2 separate regions of the Homo sapiens genome follow, and region 2 is linked to region 1. A link is a loop called in an ENCODE intact Hi-C map of the cell type or tissue named here. Cell type or tissue: natural killer cell. All regions are shown on one strand. Links, peaks and the distances in the headings refer to the core of each region. The heading gives the core; the rest is flanking DNA. Region 1 overlaps LINC01714 (long intergenic non-protein coding RNA 1714). Region 2 overlaps ERRFI1-DT (ERRFI1 divergent transcript).

Region 1 (10,614 bases), core at 1,334-9,333:
AAAAAAAAAAATCACACCAGGTTGACTCGGTTGGGCTCTGCACCCCAAATGCCATAGCGGCCTCCGGGGGAGGCGGGGAGCGCTGTGTTGGCCCCTCACGCTCGCTGGACTTTCTGCCAGCCTGCCCTCTTTAGCGCTGGTCGGGCTCTGTGGTGGATATGTCGAAAGTTAGGGGAACATTGAGTCATCTCCTCCCTTTCAGCTGCGGCATATTTCTGGGAATGCGAAGCACATTTGAGCGACGTGACATTCCTTACCTCGCGGCAGCAAGGCAACTGCCCACTTCCTTTCGAGTCATGTTGCATCATCTTTCAGAACAGGACTAAACAAATAGTCTCGATACATGGCTTTAGGAAAGAAAAGCAAGTGTGCACGTTTGAACCCCACCCTCTCCGTGTGCTAGGGCACGATTCTCCTGCCCCCGAGGGAGAGAGGGCACACACCGTTGTGGTTAGTCTCCTGCCTTTCCACAGATAAGAACCACGTATATGTGTTCTATGCGCATCTCATAATCACAAAAAAGAGGCATGTGACATTCAATATAGGTGTGTTTCCTAACACATGTGTCAGAGGCGTCTATGGCTACGTCAGTTCTAGTGATGGGCATTGCAGTTTTTAAAATTCCTTGTCCTTGTCATCTTGGAATAAGTCACAGGAAAGGTAAATGATCTGTGTAAACCCTTTGGCCTGTGGATCAACTTTTATACATCTAAACCTGGGAAAAAATGTTATTTATTAGCAAGAGAGTGAACAAACATTTCAAGCTTGCAGAGGGAAGCTGGGGGTGCAGAGAGGATGCAAAAGTGAACAGAACGGGCATCTGTTCTCAAGAGGCTGCAGGGTCATGGTGGAGACAGAGCCCTGTGGAGCAGGATGCGTGGGCAGTGGACAGTGCACCAAGTGTTTGCTCAGGGGAGCGGGACCCAGAGGGGACCTGGAAATACAAGCTCCAGGAGGGATGTCTGAGCCCGGCGGGGGCTGCTGGGATAATAAGAAACAGTCTCCGTGCAGGTGGTGGGCACTCACAAAGAGGGATGGGAAAGTGCTGAGCACAGCTCCATCTCAGGCTGGAAACGGACTCTGCATCCAGAGCCACGGGGCCTGTGGAAGCCATGCTGGGGCTGGGACACCTCTAGGTGTTCAATGGTAGGGGGACTGTAGCCATCTAAGTCTTGAGCAGAGAGTGACCTGCTGCAGATATGCCTTGGGAAAGTCATCCTGGTGACACACTGAAATTTGTCCTGGGAAAGATTGAAGGTGGGGACATGTTAGGAGGCCATGTCAGTGCTGCAAACAGGGCTGCAATGACAGCCAGGGCTAGAGCAAGCGAGATGGGGATCACACAGCAGTGGTGCAATCGCAGTTGTGTGTGTGGAGCACTGACCCTCTGATTGCACGGTGCTGCACACTTACGCGAGCCGTCTCATTTCGCCATCAGAACCGCAGCCCTACGTGGCAGGTCAGCTATCACTCCATCTTACAGATGAAGAAACTGAGGCTCAGGGAACAGAGATAGCTGTTCACTGTCACACACTGTGTAAGCAACAGGGCCAGGACAAAAAGGGAGGTCTGTCTGATTCCATTCTCTCCCTTTAGAGTGAAATAACAGAACTGCTTGAAACCCAGTTAACTGTGGAGGGAGAGGGAGGTATTCTGGTGGCTTCTGTCGGGAGGCCTCAGAGAACAGATGACGTGACTAAGATGGGGGCAGGCAGGTGGGGGAGGAGGAACTTGTAGCTAGGCTGAGTGGGACCAGGTGAAAATCTGACACCAACAAAACACCACTGGTGGTACTGATGGTCTAGGATTGGAGCTATAGACCCGAGGTTCCTATAAAAGACTGAGGCTAGGAGTGTCCCTTTGCTACAAAAGGAAGATGTTTGTACGTATTGCTGGAGTAAGAAAGCAAGGCGCAAACAACGTCATAGAAGAGTGCCCTGAGAGTTCGTCACATTCCAGGCACTGGCTAAATGCCATGCATCTTGTGACAGCCTTTGACGTGGTGCTACCGTCATCTTCAGTTTATAGATGAGAAAACGGACACTCAGAAACATTAAGTAACTTGTCCAAGGCCATGGGGTTAGTAAGAGGTGAATCTGGGACTCGAGTTGAAGTCAAACTTCCAAGTGCATCTGCAGACACAAAATATGGGAAGAATTCACCTAATTGAGGGTTACAAAACTGTTTGCTGGGACTGTAGTCTCCTCACATTACCTTTATTTTATTTTCTTTTCTTTTATTTTTTAAGACGGAATCTCACTCTGTTGTCCAGGCTGGAGTGCAGTGGTGCCATCTCGGCTCACTGCTACCTCCACCTCCCAGGTTCAAGCAATTCTCCTGCCTTAGCCTCCCGAGGAGCTGGGATTACAGGCACACGCCACCACGCCAGGCTAATTTTTATATTTTTAGTAGAGACGGGGTTTCACCATGTTGGCCAGGCTGGTCTTGAACTCCTGACCTCAGGTGATCCACCCACCTCGGTCTCCCAAAGTGCTGAGATTACAGGCTTGAGCCACCACACCCGCCCACATTCCCTTTACATATCTGTATTCTCTAAACTGTCTACACTTAATATACAATATTTTTGTAATAGGGAAAAAATGTTTTAGGAAAGCAAAAAGGTGGAAGTGTAAACCGGTAGACACGGTAGACATTTTGGAAGACAATTTGCCAACATCCATCAAAAGTTGAAAAATTGGCCTATTCCTTGACATAGAAATTCTTTGACACAGAAATTTGTCCTAGGTGTTGAACAGGACACTGAAGGACAAGGAGGAACTTATCCATGGAGGGGGTAGGGTGAGTGCATGCAAATTCCAGAAAAAGGGAACTGCATTGTCTGCAAAAGCCTGATGGCAGGGCAGTCCATGACTGATTCCAGCCCAGTTTCTCTGCAGACTCTCCCGCTTGTCAATTATACAGACAACTGGGGCACCCTCACCCCTACCCCAACACCACCACTCAGACCTCCGGAATCAGAGTCCACAGAGGTGGGGTCAAGGAATCTGAATTTTTATTTTATCTATCCAGTGCCTTGGGTTATTCCCATGACCAGTAAGTTTGGGAAACACTGGCTGCTGCAGGAGGCATCGGGAACTGCTCTGGGAAAGCTGGGTGGAGCTGAAAGGAAATGGTCTTGGATCCCATGTGGAATTTAAATTTAATACCCAAGGCTGTTGCTTCTTTTCTTTCTTTCTAGGGGAGATGTCACAAATTCTGCACCAGAATCTCACAAATCACAAAGAACTTACTCATGTAACGAAACACCACCTGTTTCCCAGTAACTATGGAAATAAAAAAAAATTAATAATAAAAAATTTAAAAAATAAAATTTTGATGAAGGGATAACCCTTTTCCCGGAAAGACTCCCCCTCCCCTGACACTTGAACACATTTTCAGAGACCCAAGAATCAGCTCTCTGGAACCCAGTGGAAGGACCTCAGGACAGTGATTTAAACTGAGAGGGGCCTGATCATATCAGAAAGCCAACTAATCCCATGACAGTGCAGAGACCAGGCAGGTGGGGGACCGGCTAACGGTGCCTGAGAACCAAGTGAGGTTGGGAACTGAAGCAGGGGCCTTTGGGGCAATGGAGGGGGTGGGTGAGGTCAGGAAGGAGGAGAGCGCACATGGGACTCATGTGGGGGTGCAGGATTGAAAGGTGAGGGAGGCTTCCTCTTGGAGAGCCCCTGGGCAGGGCCAGGGGTGTTGGGGGTACAGGGACAATGTACCTGGACCATTTCCAGTTTACAACGAGTAGAACTGTGAGGAATTCAAGCAGACCTTCCTGGAAAGCCATGGAAATTCAGGTAGAAAGGGAAAGGGGCCGAGGCTGAAGATCTGATACTGCGTGAGCGTGGATGACGGCTGATTTTTTCTGGGGATCCCCGGCCTGCTCCAGGGAGGGGCTGTAAAACAACACAGAAAACAAGACCTGGAAGAATCCACCTCGCAGGGGCAGGCAGAGAGGAGCCCATGGAAGGGGAGAATCGGGGGAGATAGAGCAACAGAGACAGAGAGACAGAGACACAGACCGAGACAGGGGGACAGAGACCCAGAGACCAAGGGGCAGAAAGGCCATTGGGTTGGGCAGCTCAGAAGTCACTGGGGGTCCTTAAAAGTCTTTTTCTTTTGCTAACTGTGCCATGAATGTCCTTGTCCTCAGTAAAGACATGACCAAGTATTTAGAGATAGGAGACATGACCTCTGCAATTTACTTGCATAAATGGTTTAGAAAAAAATCCTTATCTATTTGGAGACAGTGATAAAGCCAGTGTGGCAAAATGCACCCCCGTGGAGAAACTAGGCCCAGGGTTTGTAGGAGTTCTTGGTCATATTCTTGCAATGTCTTTAAGTAAGTTTGAAATTATATAAACACAAAAATTCCTTTGCTTTAAAAAGAATACTTGGAGGATTTTGATGATGGTGGGTTAGCCAGCTTGGACAAAGCTTAGAGAGCAGTTTGACAGTGAAGGGAAGGAAAAGGAGGCAGTGATCCTTTTTTTTTTTCTTTCTTTCTTTCTTTCTTTTTTTTTTTTTTTTTTTTTTTGAGACTCCCAGGCTGGAGTGTAGTGGCTTTATCTCGGCTCACTGCAACCTCTGCCTCTCGGGTTCAAGCAACTCTCCTGTCTCAGCCTCCTGAGTAGCAGGGATCACAGGCGTGCACCACCACGCTTGGCTAATTTTTGTATTTTTGGTAGAGACGGGGTTTCACCACGTTGGCCAGGCTGGTCTGGAACGCATGACCTTGTGATCCGCTCGCCTTGGCTTCCCAAAGTGCTGGGATTATAGGCCTGAGCCACCGCGCCCAGCCTTTTCCTCTTTTTTTCTTTTTTCTTTTTATTTTTGAGACAGGGTCTTGCTCTGTCGCCTAGGCTGGAGTGCAGTGTCACAATCACAGCACGCTGCAGCCTCAACCTCCCGGGCTTAAGCAAGGACAGTCAGTGACTGATTCTAGCCCAGTTTCTCCATTAGATTCTTCTGCTTGTCAGTTGTACAGATTCCTGGGGCGCCCTCACCCCTACCCCAACACCACCACTCAGACCTTCGGAATCAGAGTCCGCAGGAATCTGAATTTTTATCCAGTGCCTTGGGTCATTCCTGTGACTCGTATGGGGAACAGGGAGGAGGAGAAGGTGCTCGTGCTCAGGCACACTTCAGGGCTGAAACAACTTTCCCAGAGATGAGGGCGAGGGGAGGGGACCGGAGAGCAGAGGGAGGCGAGGGAGCAGAAGGAGGAGCCCCCAGGTGGGAGGACGGGGGTCTGCCCAGCTCGGCCGGGGAGTGCAGTAGGGGGGCGTCCTCCCGACTAAGGGCAAAGGAGGTGACGGCGGGGACGCCCGCCCCGTGACGAGGAGGGCTCGGCCGAGCCGTCCCGGGGCGACAGGAAGCGGCCGCCCTTTGAAGGCCCAGCGGCGGCGCTGGGTCAGCCAGGCCAGCTTGTGGGGGAGCGGCCGCCCGCGCACGGCTGGGGCCGGGGCCAGGGCCGGAGGGCGCCGCAGGAAGGGGCCGGGGCCGGGGCGGCTTCTCTCCCCGCAGCCGGCGCCTCCACGCGGCGGTCAAGCTCGCGCGTGGGCTTTAGCAGTTTCGGGCGTGCACGTGCGCGGAGGCTCCTGCCTCTGCGGAGCTCGCGCCCTCAAGAGACTTCCAGGAGGGTTTGGAGCCCGGGTTTCTCTTTCCCCCAGCCCCGGAACCCGAGTCTGCTCCAAGTGCGCATCTGCGCGGCGGCCGACGGGGACGCAGCCCGGTGTCCCCGGCAGGACCCCGGAGCAACGTCTCCTGGAGCCTGTGCAGAAGCTGGGCTTGGCGAGGGAGGGGGTGCTTCCGGGGACACCCGCGCAGGGAAAAGGAGGATGCTAGTGACCCATCCTTTCTCGCCGTGCGCTTTAATTTCAACAAACCCTCCATTCCCCTTGTGTTCCCTTCTCCAGCTGCAAAATTAAAAGTATCCAGGGCCGGGAGCGATGGCTCCAGCCTGTAATCCCAGCACTTTGGGAAGCCGAGGCAGGAGGATCACTTGAGCCCAGTGGGTTGAGGCTGCAGTAAGCCATGATCATGCCATTGAACCCCAGCCTGGGTGACAGTGAGCCCCTGTCTCAAAATAAAATGGGAGACCTGGGGAAAGCGGATGTGGCTCAGGCCAGGGACTAGGGTGAGGCTGTGGGTGCAAAATTAAAGGAGGGGTGTCAAAAAAAAACTATTCAACATAAATAATATTTTAGTGCAGTGTTTTTAAAAATACAAATTAATGCAAACAAGTCATCATGAGCAAGAGATTTGTTTAAACCTAGATAAAGACAGGATCAGGTTATTTACTTTTTTACTTATTTATTTTTGAGACAGAGTCTCACTCTGTCGCCCAGGCTGGAGCACAGGAGTTGATAAATACCAGGCGCCCAACAAGCTCCGCTCCCGACTTCATGCAGGCCTTCCTGGGCCCCACAGGTAGCCTGGGGAGGACCGTGGCTGGTGGATGCTTTTCCATGATGGAGAGGCTTTTGCTTAGGAAATAGGTTTATCCTCAGAGTATGACTCGGACACCAGTTGCCTTGTCTTTGGAGGGAGAGGGAAGACCCACTCGGCTTGCCTCTGGGACTGGACCGGAGGCTGAGAGCCCAATCTTTGGGGTGGAGCCACATTTGGGGCTGCCACGACCTGGGGATGTAAAGGGAGTTAGACCACAAGGATTTGCATGCTTCACATGAAATGTGGCCCAGCCCCCGTCGGGGGAGCCCACCCAACTTCCATAAAGGAGGAAGGTACAGATCACTCCTGCAGCCTCCCTGTCCCCTGAGCCCCTGTCTAGCCATGTTCCTACAGTCATTTTCAAGAAAGACACCTGGATTTATGGAAAACAGAACTTTGGAATCCTCGAGCACGGTCATCTGCTCCTAGGTGGTCATTTCCATCTGTGGTCAGAGCTACCACATGAGACTTTTGAGGAAAATGATGACTTGGTTATTGCGTCACTCTGAAGGTCAGACACCCACATCCTCTTAAATTTGTGCTTCTCTTCGGAGCTCCATAGGGTGACATGAAACCCTGTTTGGCAGAGACAGCATGTGCCATAGAGGAGTTTCATAACATGCCCTGAGGGACCTGCTTCCTCTCCTTCCACCCTGACATCTGATGGAATATGCTCTCAGCTGAGGGAAAGCCCTTTATTTTTATTTTTTGAGACAGGGTCTCACTCTGTTGTATAGGCTAGACTGCAGTGACACAATCTTGGCTCACTGCAGCCTCGACCTGCTGGGCTCAAGCGGTCTTCCCACCTCAGCCTCCAAGTAGCTGGGACTACAGGTGTGAACCATTATGCCTGGCTGGAAAGCTACTTTAGAAATGTTTTTTTTTAAAAAAAAAAACAAAAACAAACAAACACACACACACACACACACACGCAAAGTGGGACATAAAGAAATAGGTTTCAAGGCTGGACACAGTGGCTCATGCCTGTAATCCCAGCACTTTGGGAGGCCAAGGCAAGTGGATCACTCGAGGCCAGGAGTTCCAGACCAGCCTGGACAACATAGTGAGACCCTGTCTCTCTCTGTCTCTCTCTATGTATCTATAGACATAGATATACATATACAGATAAATAGATGTAGATATAGACAGATGTATCTATAGATATAGATGGGTATATCTATATAATCCCATCTTTATATATATAATAAAATTAAAAAAGAAATGGGTTTCAAAGCTGCCCCAAGCTGGCCACCTCCCATGTATTAATTGTGATGACTTACAGAAATTTCCCAGCATTGCCCAGCAAGGGTGTGGACTTACAGTCCCGGTAGGCAAGTCTGGCAAAAACTCTGGACTTGGAAGTGAACGTGCCTTGGCCTGGGAAGTGTTTAAGGAGAATCTTTGGGGTTCTCCACAACGCTGAAGGAAGCCCAATCTGGTTCTTTCACATTTGCCCAGAACAGCTGGATGTTCCATGATCTCTCATGAGTCAGAGCCTATTGAATTTATTTTACATTTATTTTGAAAAACCTCAGATTTGGCCAGGCATGGTGGCTCACGCCTTTAATCCCAGCACTTTGGGAGGCTGAGGCGGGTGATCACCTGAGGTCAGAAGTTTGAGACCAGCCTGGCCAAAATGGCTAAAGCCTGTCTCTACTAAAATTACAAAAATTTGCTGGACATGGTGGCACGCACCTGTAATCCCAGCTACTAGGGAGGCTGAGGCAGGAGAATCGCTTGAACTGGGAGGCGGATGTTGCAGTGAGCCGAGATCGTACCACTGCAGATCTCAAGCAGAGCAAGACTTCATCTAAAAAAAAAGGAAGGAAGGAAGGAAAGAGAGAGAGAAAGAATTTAAGAAAGAAAGAAAGAAAAGAAAAGAAACTCGGATTTGGCTGAAGCCATCTCTCATTCAGCTCTAGATTGTAAAACTCCATTTGCCCAGCAGATGAGTTTAAAAGAAAGGAACAGAATATAATGCTCTTTTGTTTAATTTTGCTTTTACTCTTTCCAGCAAACCCGTCTGTGGGTGGAAGTGGATGGATCACAGACCTATAGTGTGAGGCTGAGATTCTGCAGCATTGGGTGACTCGCCGGGGCCCTGCGACCACACAAGCAAGCAGGAGGTGCTCTGTGCCTGTTTTGTTTTCAGGTAGATGGGTGGACGTGGCATCAGGAGGACCTGCAAAGGGCAGAAGAAACATTACAAGAAAGTTGAGGCTGGGTGCAGTGGCTCACGCCTGTAATCCCAGCACTTTGGGAGGTTGAGGCGAGAGGATCATTTGAGCCCAGGAGCTCGAGATCAGCCTGGGAAACATAGTGAGACCCTGTCTCTACGAAAAATAAAAAAATTAGCTGGGTGTGTTAGTGCATGTCTGCAGTTCCAGCTACTCAGGAGGCTGAGGCAGGAGGATTGCTTGAGCTCAGGAGTTTGAGGCTGCAGTGAACCATGAATGCACTACTGCACTCTGGCCTGGGCAACAGAGCCAGACCCTGTCTCAAAAAAAAAAAAAAAAAAAAAAAGCTGTAGCAGAAAATACTGACCACCTAAATTGGCCTGCCCTGGGGGCCAGGAGAGCTCCTGTCAAGATCACCCTCAGCCTAGACGCCACCGATACAGCCTCTGCCCTGCAATCCACTCACTGCTGGCCAGTGGCGAACCTCACGTATTTCATTTTCTTGTCTTAATTTCCACCCCATGGGAAGAGAGTGGTGGCTTCAGTCAGCTGGACTCTTGCTGAAACCTTTCCCACTGTACTGAGCACTGGGTCATTATCTAAGACAGTGACCCCTCCTAAATAGCGTAGGTGAAACAGCCAGCCAAAATCAGATTTGAGCTTCAGGTTATTTATGTATTTATTTATTTGTTTATTTATTTAGAGACAGGGTCTCACTCTGTCGCCCAGGCTGCAGTGCAGTGGTGCATTCTCAGCTCACTGCAGCCTCGAACTCCCGGGCTCAAGTGATCCTCCTGTCAGCCTCCTAAGTGGCTGGAGCTACAGGTGCACGTAACCATGCCCAGCTGATTTTTTAATTTTTTGGAGAGACAGGGTCTCACTCTATTTCCCAGGCTGGGGGAAGCCATCCTCCTGCCTTCACCTCCCAGAGTGCTAGGATCACAGGCATGAGTCCCACGCCCAGCCTTGAAGCAGACATTTTCCAATAAGCATCACTCATTGTGTTCCTAGACATGAATGAGGGTCAGTCTTAGCATCTGCTAAAATCGATGAACACCTGGATGGCAGAAGGTGGCCAGGTCTGGACTTCATATTCTCTGCCCAAAGCTGCGCTCCTTTGCCTCGTGTGTTTTGCATAGTTCAAGAGGAGGAGGTGGCCCAGGCATTAGTGCCAAAACAATCTGGGGAGAGCTGGGGCTGAGTTCCTGTGACAGAGATGGCTGAGCAGAGGCATGGAGGTGGGAGGAGGAAAAAGCTCCTAAAGGCCAGGGAGCCCCATCCCCTCCATTCACGCTATTCTAGGACCAAGCTTTTTAGGAAACCTAGAAACAGATAATCTTTTTTTTTTCTTCAGACAGAGTCTGGCTCTGTCGCCCAGGCTGGAGTGCAGTGGCACAATCTCAGCTCACTGCAGCCTCTGCCTCCTGGTTCAAGTGATCCTTGTGCCTCAGCCTCCCGAGTAGCTAGGACTACAGGTGCACGCCACTGGGCCTGGCTAATTTTTGTATTTTTAGTAGAGACGGGGTTTCACCATGTTGGCCATCCTGATCTCAAACTCCTGGCCTCAAGTGATCTGCCCGCCTCAGCCTCCCAAAGTGCTGGGATTACAGGTGTGAGCCACGGCACTCTACTAGAAATAAGAAAGTCTTTCATTTTTTTTTTTTTTTTTTTTGAGACGGAGTTTCACTCTTGTTACCTAGGCTGAAGTACAATGGCACAATCTCGGCTCACCACAACCTGTGCCTTCCGGGTTCAAGTGATTCTCCTATTCTCCTGCGTCAGCCTCCTGAGTAGCTGGGATTACAGGCGTGCACCACCATGCCTGGCTAATTTTGTATTTTTAGTAGAGACAGGGTTTCTCCACGTTGGTCAGGCTGGTCTTGATCTCCCGACCTCAGGTGATCCACCCGCCTCAGCCGCTCAGAGTGCTAGGATTACAGGCATGAGCCACTGTGCCCGGTCAAAAGTCTTT
Region 2 (10,614 bases), core at 1,031-9,030, 100 kb before region 1:
TTCAGGAGGTTGAGGTGGGAGGATCACCTGAGTCTGGGAGGTCGAGGCTGCAGTGAGCTGTGATTGTGCCACTGCAATCCAACCTGGGCAACTGAGCAAGACCCTGTTTCTAAAAAAAATAACAAAGAAATTGAAACAGACAATAAAATCTCTCCTCAAGGAACTATCGAGCCCAGGTATTTCTACAGGTAAGTTTACCAACTGTTCAAAGAAGTAATAATCTCAGTATCGCACACTCTTCCAAGTCACAGGAATGAAGAAAAGACTCCCTAATGAATTGAGACCCAAATCAATTTGTATAAGCACAAAACTAAAAAAGCAGGCAAGAATGGTACAAGAAAGGAGAATTCCTGATCAATTTCACTCACGAACATAGCTGTAAAAATCCTAAGCAACATATTTGCCAGCAGAATCAAGGAAGGTGCAGGCCCACCCTGTTTTATTGTGGTTCACTCTCTTGCACTTCACTGATGCTATACTTTCTACAAATTAAAGTTTTGTGGCAACCCTGCGTTGAGCATGTCTCTTGGTACCATTTTCCAACGGGGTGTGCTCACTTCATGTCTCTGTGTCACACTTTGCTAATTCTCACACTACTTCAAACTTTTTAATATGTATTGTATCTGTTATGGTGATCTGTGATCAATGGTCCTTGATGTTGCTGTTGTGATTGTTTTGGGGCATCATGAACTGTGCCCACATAAGACCGCAAACTTGATCGGTAAATGTTCTGACTGCTCCACTGATCGGCCATCCCTCCCGTCTCTTTCCCTCTCCTTGGGCCCCCTATTCCCTGAGACACAAGAATATTGAAATTATGCCAATTAATAACCCTACAATGAATTCTAAGTGTTCAAGTGATAGGAAGAGTTGCATATCTCTATGTTGGTGCAAAGGTAGTTGCCGGTTTTGCTATTACTTTCAATGGCAAAACCCGCAATTACCTTTGCACCAAACCAACCTAATATTTTAGATCAAGTGCTGAAAGTGATTATGCTTAGTGAGGAATGCATATTGAAAGCTGAGACAGGTCAAAAGCTGAGTCTCTTCTGCCAAACAGTTAGCCAAACTGTGAGTGCAAAGGAAAGTCTCCTGAAGGAAATTCCAAGTGCCGCTCCAGTGAACACATGAATGATAAGAAAGCAAAACAGCCTTATTGCTGATATGGAGAAAGTTCTAGTGGTCTGGATAGAAGATCAAACCAGGCACAACACTCCCTTAAACCGATGCCTAATCCAGAGCAGGGCCCTAACTCTTTTTTTTTTCTTTTGAGAGAGAGGCTTGCTCTGTCGCCCAAGCTGGAGTGCAGTGGTGTGATCTCGGCTCACTGCAACCTCTGCCTTCCGGGTTCACACGATTCTCCTCTCTCAGCCTCCCGAGTAGCTGGGATTACAGGGGCGCCCCACCACACCCAGCTAATTTTTGTATTTTTAGTAGAGATGGGGTTTCACCATGTTGGCCAGGCTGGTCTCGAATCCCTGACCTCAGGTGATCCACCCACCTCGGCTTCCCAAAGGGCTGGGATTACAGGCGTGAGCCACCATGCCCGGCCTAACTCTTTTCAATCCTGTGAAGTCTGAGAGAGATGAGAAAGCTGCAGAGGAAACATTCGAAGCCAGCAGAGGCTGGTTCATGAGGTCTAAGGAATGAAGCCATCTCCATAGCATAAAAGCCAAAGGTGAGGCAGCAAGTGCTGATGGGGAAGCTGCCGCAGGTTATCCAGAAGATCCAGCTAAGATCCTTGATAAAGGTGGCTCCACTGAACAACAGATTTTCAGTGTAGATGAAACAGCCTTCTATCGGAAGACGATGTCATCCAGGATTTTCATAGACAGAGAGGAGAAGTCGATACCTGGCTTCAAAGCTTCAAAGGACAGGCCAACTCTTGTTAGGAGCGAATACAGCTGTTGACTTTAGATTGAAGTCTGTGCTCCTTGGCCATTCCAAAAATCCCATGGCCCTTAAGCCTTAAGCTAAATCTACTCTGCCTGTGCTTTATAAATGAAACAACAAAGCTTGGATGACAACACATCTGTTTACAGCATGGCTTACCAAATATTTTAAGCTCACTGTTGAGACCTACTATTCAGGAGAAAAAGATTCCTTTCACAATATTACTGCTCATTGACAATGTACCTGGTTACTCAAGAGCTCTGCTGGAGATGTACAAGGAAATGAATGCTGTTTTCATGCTTGCTAACACAACATTCATTCTGCAGCCCATGGATACAGTAATTTTGACTTTCAAATCTTATTACGTAAGAAATTCGTTTTGTAAGGCTATGGCTGCACATAGATAGTGATTCCTCTGATGGATCTGGGCAAAGTAAATTGAAAACCTTCTGGAAAATATTTACCATTCTAGATGCCATTAAAAATGTTTGTGATTCATGGGAGGAGGTCAAAATATCCACATTAACAGGAGTTTGAAAGAAGTGGATTCCAACCCTTGGAATGACTTTGAGGCATTCAAGGCTTCAGTGGAGGAAGTAACTGCAGATGTGGTGGAAATAGCAAGAGAACTCGAATTAGAAGCGGAGCCTGAAGATGTGGCTGAACTGCTACAATCTCATGATCAAACTTGAATGATGAAGAGTTGCTTCTTGTGGATGAGCAAAGAAAGTGGTTTCTTGAGATGGAATTTACTTCTGGTGAAGATACTGTGAATACTGTTGAAATGACAACAGAGGATTTAGAATATTATTTAAACTTAGCTGATAAAACAGCAGCAGGTTTGAAAGGATTGACTCCAATTTTGAAAGAAGTTCTGTGGGTAAAATGCTATCATATAGCATCACACACTACGAAGAAATCTTTCGTGAAAGGAAGAGTCCTAATCAATGCAAAAAACTTCATTGTCATTTTGAGAAATTGCCACAGCCATGCCAACCTTCAGCAACCACCATGGTGATCAGCCAGCAGCCATCAACATAGAGGCAAGACCCTCTGCCAACAAAAAGATTGTGACTCACTGAAGGCTCAGATGACTGTTAGTGTTTTTTAGCAATAAATTATTATTATTATTATTTGAGATGGAGTCTCACTCTATCGCCCAGGCTGGAGTGCAGTGGCATGATCTTGGCTCACTGCACCTTCTGCCTCCCGGATTCAAGCAATCCTCCTGCTTCAACCTCCCAAGTAGCTGGGACTACAGGCTTGAGTACCACACTCGGCTAATTTTTGTATTTTTAGTAGAGATGGAATTTCACCATGTTGGCCAGGCTGGTCTTGAACTCCTGACCTCAGGTGATCCACCCGCCTCGGCATCCCAAAGTGCTGGGATTACAGGTGTGAGCCACCATGCCTGGCCTTATTTTTAATTAAGGTATGTACATTTTTTAGACATAATGCTATTGCACACTTATAGACTACAGTATAGTTTAAATAAAACTTTTATATACACTGAGAAACCAAAAAACTAGTGTGACTCACTTTAATATTTGCTTTATTGAGGTGGTCTGGAATGCAACCCAAAATATCTCCATAGTATGCCTATATGAGAAAGATAAAGTTTATTCCAGGAAAATCGATTGTAATCTGTACCAGTAGTCGATTAAAGGAGAAAAACCATGTGATTGTCTTAATCAATGTAGAAAAGCAAATTATAAAATTTAACATTCATCCATAATTTAAAAAACTTAATCGACTATAAGTAGAAGAGAATATCCTTCACGTAATGAAGACCATTTTTAAAAACAAACAAAACTACAGCAAACCTCAAACTTTATGGTAAAACGTTAAAAACATTCTCTCTCGGCCAGGCACAGTGGCTCACGCCTGTAATGCCAGCACTCTGTGAGGCCGAGGTGGGCAGATCACGAGGTCAGGAGATCAAGACCCAACCTGGCTAACATGGTGAAACCCCGTCTCTACTAAAAATACAAAAAATTAGCCAGGCGTGGTGGCGGGTTCCTGTAGTCCCAGCTACTCGGGAGGCTGAGGCAGGAGAATGGCGTCAACCCGGGAGGCGGAGCTTGCAGTGAGATCGTGCCACTGCACTCCAACCTGGGTGACAGAGTGAGACTCTGTCTGAAAAAACAAAAACAAAACAAAAAAAACAAACATTCTCTTGAAAATGAGGAAAAACTCCAAGACATCAAGTCTTGTCAGTTTGAGTTCACATAGTAATGGAGATGCTTGTCAGATCAGCAAGACAAGGAAGAAAATTACAGAATTGGAAAGAAATAAAACAGAAATCATTCAGAGATGTATTTGATTGACTTCTTAGAAAATCCTAAGGAATATACAGACGGATTAATAAAGTGTTTTAGCTAAGTTACTGCATACAAAATCAAAATGCAAAGATCAATTACATTTCTATAATATCATCACACTAACAACACTGAAAAATAGATAATAAAAATGATGCCAGCAGACGTGATGGCATCATTACAAGCTCACTCCTGTAATCCCAGCACTTTGGGAGGCCGAGGTGGGAGGATTGCTTGAGCCCAGGAGTTCAAGACCAGCCTGGGCAACATAGTGAGATCCCATCTCTACAAATAATAATACTAAAAATTAGCCAGGCTTGATGGCACATGCCTGTGCTCCCAGCTACTTGGGAGGCTGTGGTCGGAGGATCGCTTGAGCCCAGGTGGTAGAGGCTGCAGTGAGTTGTGATCACACCACTGCACTCCAGGCTGGGCGACAGAGCGAGACCCTGTCTCCAAAACAACAACAACAAACGATGCCATTTGCAATAGTACTTAGGAATAAACACATCAGAAACGAGCGAGACCTTCATGGAAAACATTATGCAATACGCTTGCCAGACATAAAGACCTAAATACATGGAGAATTAGATCATGTTTTTGAAGACATAACCTCCAAAATACATCAATTCTCCTCCCGCTAAGCTACAGATTCAATGTCATTCCAATCAAAATCCCAAGAATTGTTTCTGTTTTGTTTTGAATTTAGCAAACCGAATTTTTAATGTGCCGGTTATAATATAGTTATATACAAGAGGATTCCATTATGTAAAAGGAAAATATACACACTCACCGTATGCATAATTAATTGCTCTAGAAAAAGATCTGCGTGGAGGGAGTATTCGTTTCCTGTTGCTCTGTAACAAAACAGCACTGACTGAGCTGTGAAAACAACACCCATTCATGAGCTCACAGTTGTGTGGGTCAGAGGCCTGTCCTGGTGTGGCTGGATTTTCTTCTCAGGATATCATAAGCCTCAGGACATCAAGGTATTGACCAGGTTGAGTTCTTGTCTCAAGGCTGTAGAGGAAAATGCACTTTTTTTGTTTTTTTTTAATCTTCAATTTATTTTAAGTTCAGGGGTACATGTGCAGGATGTGCAGGTTTGTTCCATAGGGCAATGTGTGCCATGGTGGTTTTGCACAGATCATCCCATCACCTAGTTATTAAGCCCAGGATCCATTAGCTATTCTTCCTGACGCTCCCCCTCCCCCTATCCCCGCAGGGCCCCGTGTGTGTTGTTCCCCTCCATGTGCCCATGTATTCTCAGCATTCAGCTCCCACTTATAAGTGAGAACATGTGGTGTTTTGTTTTCTGTTCCTGCGTTCGTTTGCTGAGGAAAATCCACTTCTGGGCTCATTCTTGTTGGCAAAATTCAGTCCTTTGTATTACAAGACTGAGGTCCCCTTTCCTTGCTGCCTGTCAGCTGGGGACTGTTCTCAGCACCCAGAAGCCGCCCACATCCCTACCACGCGGCCCGTTCAGGCCAGCAGGGGTGCACAGAATCCTCCCGTGCCGCCCCGACTGCCTGTTCTGTGACCATCTGGAGAAAACTGTCTGCCTTGAAAGGGCTCATGTCACTAGGTCAGGCCCACTGAGTATTTTCTCTATTTTCATGTCAACTGATTTGGGACCTTAATTACATTGCAGCTCCTTTTCACAGCAGTACCTAGATTCACGTTTGGTTGGATAACTGGAAGACGGTATGTGTATATCAGGGGCCTGGAAATTTGGTGGGGCGGGTTACATCTTAGATTTCTGCCAAGCACACTGAGATTACAGTTGTGTGTGTGTGTATTTTAAGATGACTCTACACTGACTTTTGGGGGGAAATATTTAAAAAATAATTTAAAAATTGAATAAGTTACCAAATAAAAAGCGCATGTAGCCGGGCACGGTGGCTCACGCCTGTGATCCTAGCACTTTGGGAGGCCGAGATGGGTGGATCACCTGAGGTCAGGGGTTTGAGACCAGCCTGGCCAATATGGCAAAACGCTGTCTCTTCTAAAAATACAGGCATTGGCCAGGCATGGTGGCACATGCCTGTGATCCCAGCTACTCAGGAGGCTGAGGCAGGAGAATCGCTTGAACCTAGGAGTTGGAGGTTGCAGTGAGCCCAGATGAGATCATGCTACTGCACTCCAGCCTGGGCAACACAGCGAGACTCTTGTCTCCAAAAAAAAAAAAAAAAAAGAGCACATATAGACCACAGAGTATTTTTAGGGCAGTGAAGACACTCTGTATGATACTATAATCAGTGGATTTATGTCAATATGCATTTGTCCAAATTCATAGAACATATAACACCAAGAATGAAACTAATGTGAACTGTGGACTTTACTTAATAGTGCTGATTGGCTCAGCAATTGTAACGAACATGCCACACTCATGCAAAGTGTTAATAACAGGGGAACTGAGTTGGGGCATATGGGAATTCTGTACTTTTGGCTCTGCTTTTCCTGTACACCTAAAACTATTAAAAAAATAATAAAGTCTACTAGTTAATTAAAAAATCAAGGCTGGGTGCAGTGGCTCACACCTGTAGTCCCAGCACCTTGGGAGACCAAGGCAGGTAGATTGTGTGAGCCCAGGGCAGCACAGCAAGACCCCATCTCTATAAAAAATTTAAACATTAGCTGGGCATGGTGGTGAGCCCTTGTAATTTCAGCTACTCAAGAGGCGAAGGCGCAAAGATAGCTTGAGCCTAGGAGTTTGAGGCTGCAATGAGCTATGCACACGCCGCTGCACTCCAGCCTGGGCAACAGAGTGAGACCCTGCCTCAAAAAAAAAAAAAAATTCAAACAGCACAGAACTAGTATATGATGTGAACATCTTAGGCCATTATTGGGCACCGAAGAGGCTTTGGGTTGCATTTCTTCACTCATCAGCATGGGTAAATCATTGCAGAGCTTGAGTGTGGACACCACCAGGGGAAACAAGGTTGGGAGTAGCAAGGAATATGGGAAACAGAGACAGTGAATGGGACCTGATAGTGAATAGAGCCGGCTCAGCCGGCCTCCCGGCCTGACAGTGAATAGGCTGGCTCAGTTGGCCTCTGGGCCTGACACAGTCTATGTGTCTTAATTTTTTTCAGTAGCCCCAGTGTTCAGAGCTTGCTGGCTGTGATGTCACACTTTCCTTGATGATGGGATTGCAGTCATCCTCGCGCCTACCTGCCTGGCTGCAGGAAGCTCTATTCACTTCTAGGCTGTTCTCCCCAGGGCCACTTCCTTGTCTGCAAATCCATGTGAGCCAGCCCTTGTGCTCTGATTCCAGACTTCACCTCCTGGATTCCTGCAGGCTACCTCTGCTGCTTCCCAGACCTTTCCCTCCCATCCCTCTCGGGGTGAGCTCTGACCAGGCAGTAACTTTCAGCAGGACACCGCTGCACGCTTTGGAATCACAGAAGGCAATGACACCACAGAATGTAACACTGGATGCCAGACGCGCCTGCCTGTGAGTCCCAAGGCCTGAGTCTCTTTGGAGAGTCGGTTCCCCACTGGTGCCTCTGTGCATGCCATGGCCGGCCACATGTGGGACGATACAGATGACACGTGTGTCACACCAAGGCAGGATCAGAAGAATGTTTGAGATTTCAGAAAAAAAATTCAAGAAGTCATTATGGGAAGACCAGAACTTTGAGGGGTCAGAGTTGTTGGCGCTTAACCTCTTAAATTTTAGTTTACGATATTAAAAACTTAGAGGGCGGGTGAAGTGGCTCATGCCTATAATCCCACACTTTGGGAGGCTGAGGCAGGCGGATCACTTGAGGCCAGGATTTCAAGACCAGCCTGGCCAACATGGCGAAACCCCGTCTCTACTAAAAATACAAAAAATTCGCCAGGCGTGGTGGCGCACATCTGTAGTCTCAGGAGGTGAGGCACGAGAATCACCTGTGGGAGGCAGAGGTTGCAGTGAGCCAAGATCGCGCCACTGCACTCCAGCCTGGGTGCCAGAGTCAAGATTCTGTCTCAAAAAACAAAAACTTAGAGATTCCTTGTTTCTCTTTTAAAAAGTCAGATGGTGTCGTGACAGTGTGCATTGGCACCAGGTGTCTGGCGCTGGGCAGGGCTGTCTTTTCGGGCAGATGTGCTCTTTTGAGCTCACCAAGGCCCCTCCACGCCCCACAACCTGGATGATGACACCATCTCATTTTTTAGGCTTCATATTAAGGGCATTGGGTGTTCCCAATTAGCAGGTTGCGCTGGTGGCCAAAAGTATTTCTCAATCACGTAGAGTTTTTCTGGGACCTTCCTTGTTCATGGCTGAGTAAAAACAGGCCCTACCATCTAATCATTTAGACTCTCCTTTTGTGCCCTTTCTGCCCCAGGGTCTTGGAATGTGAAATTCCTTGAACAGCCATAAAAACCATAAAGTTGAAACTTTTCAATATCAATAGAACAATCAGAAAGGTGCCTTTTCTGGGTCTGTTTTAGAGTTGACTCAAAAACACAAATTCTAATCCCGCAGAGAACTGCTTGTGTTGAAATATTTACAGAAGGTCAGGGGTTTCTCCTCCCGCCTGGAGCAGAGAAGTGAAGCTGTGGGCCGTGGTTGAGCGAGGCTGGCCTCTCAAGCCTTGTTTATTCTGGAAATAACTTTGGAAAATGCCTCATATGGTTCCCCAGAGGCCTGGAGGTGGGCCTGTACAGTTCACGACAAACGAAAACAAACCATTCCTCTGCAATGTTTAGCAGAATTTATTAAAAAGATCTTTTTTAGAACTTCTAGACAGAGCTGATGGACTAGAAATGAACTTGCAAGTGTGAGGAAGTCACTCCACGGAGTGACACACACGCAAAATAAATAAATAAATAAATAAATAAATAAATATATAGTTCACCCAACTTTGTAACTGATTTAGATGGTGGAAATTTTGTAAAGTCCACCGCAGCACAGCAGTTTGAAAGAGACACTTGTTTGTTTTCATCAATCCCCAGAATGAAATCATTCCCCGAGGACCGGGTTAGCTGCTTCCTTCCCGGCATGGCCCTGCCTCTTTAAACTCATTCCCGGGGGGGACGAGACTGTTGCCTGATGCAGCAGGGGCAGCCAGCAGAAGCACTCCTGGCTGCTGGATGAAGAAACCTTTACATCCCAGGATCCCCCTCTGAGATCAATGAACAGATGGGTTTTCACAACAAGCTCTGTCTCAAGGCAAGCCTTATGTACGTTACCGACCGTGGCCGTGATGTCCAGCCTGCAGCATCTTTTTTTTTTTTTTTTTTTTTTTTCTGAGACGGAGTCTTGCTCTGTCACCCAGGCTGGAGTGCAGTGGCGCGATCTCGGCTCACTGCAACCTCCACCTGCCGGGTTCAAGCGATTCTCCAACCTCAGCCTCCTGAGTAGCTGGGACTACAGGCACCCGCCACCATGCCCGGCTAATTTTTTGAATTTTTAGTAGAGACAGGTTTGCACCATGTTGGCCAGGATGGTCTTGATCTCCTGACCTTGTGATCCACCTGCCTCAGCCTCCCAAAGTGCTGGGATTACAGGCATGAGCCACCCGCCTGGCTGCATCTTTTGCATTCCTAGACACCTGACTCATGGAGCATTTATGAGGGCCTGGTTGCCTCTGAGGGTCTCATGCTTTTTGTCAGCCTCTCTCTCTGCCATTACTCTGATAAATCTCCCCCCTCTGCCGCTCTGTTCTCCTGAAGGGACCAGTTCTAGGACCTGGTGTAGGGTCTGTGGGACCCAAAGTTCACCAATGAGTTCTTCCTTGAGATTTTTTAAGCAGGACCTCGGAGAGAAAATCCACGTTCCTCCACACTCTTGGAATTTTTAGGGCGTGGGCCTGGCGGCTGTTGATAGACAGGGCTCCTGCGGAGGAAAGCCTCTAAGAAGCCTCAAACCCCAGCAGTCCAGCTGAGACCATTGTGTTGTCCCAGTGTGTGACAGTGAGGGGACACTCAGGACACACAGAGTCGTGGTGGAGCGAAGCTTCTGGGCCCGCACCCTCCTCATGTGAACACTATGTCTGCCTTTCCTGCAGTGTGCTCACCTGGGCCTGCACGGAGCTCTTCTCGCCTAAGCTGGTTTGAATTCAGTTGGCATCACTTACAATGAAAAGGGTCTTAAAGATAAATATGCACATCAGTGAAATGCTCCTTTATGGTCTAAAAAAGAAGGTCAAACTTTCATGTTGATAAGAATTATTTGAAATTTGAGGCCGGGTGCGGTGGCTCACAGCTGTAATCTCAGCACTTTGGGAGGCCGAGGCGGGTGGCTCACCTGAAGTCAGGAGTTCAAGACCAGCCTTGCCAACCTGGGGAAACCCCATCTCCACTAAAAAATATAAAAATTAGCCGGGCATGGTGGCACATGCCTGTAATCCCAGCTACTCAGGAGGCTGAGGCAGGAGAATCGCTTGAACCCAGGTGCTGGAGGTTGTGGTGAGCC

The links. Peaks named below come from ENCODE experiments on the same cell type or tissue, not always from the same donor. Only the 100,000 strongest peaks of a DNase experiment are listed, where the experiment ranks them.
Region 2: a loop joins it to region 1, with 2.1 times the contacts of the local background. A loop is called at or near these places in 14 of 110 quality-filtered maps.

Annotation. Positions count from the first base shown.
Region 1 is chr1:8,211,880-8,222,493 of GRCh38, forward strand. LINC01714 (long intergenic non-protein coding RNA 1714) reads left to right here. Exons shown (of 4, transcript NR_125998.1): 3 at 2,746-2,799; 4 at 3,200-3,331. Among named protein-coding and RNA genes, the nearest start is that of LINC01714, 8.5 kb to the left of the region's middle. RefSeq lists enhancers at 1-612, 90-384, 4,986-5,487. In natural killer cell, for the core only: no CTCF peak of the experiment used is centred there; a DNase peak (open chromatin) is centred at 5,682; H3K4me3 peaks cover 638 bases; H3K27ac peaks cover 1,851 bases; H3K27me3 peaks cover 339 bases.
Region 2 is chr1:8,108,337-8,118,950 of GRCh38, forward strand. All of the region lies in intron 2 of ERRFI1-DT (ERRFI1 divergent transcript), which reads left to right. Among named protein-coding and RNA genes, the nearest start is that of ERRFI1-DT, 87 kb to the left of the region's middle. RefSeq lists an enhancer at 7,258-7,758. In natural killer cell, for the core only: no CTCF peak of the experiment used is centred there; a DNase peak (open chromatin) is centred at 5,095; H3K27ac peaks cover 1,836 bases.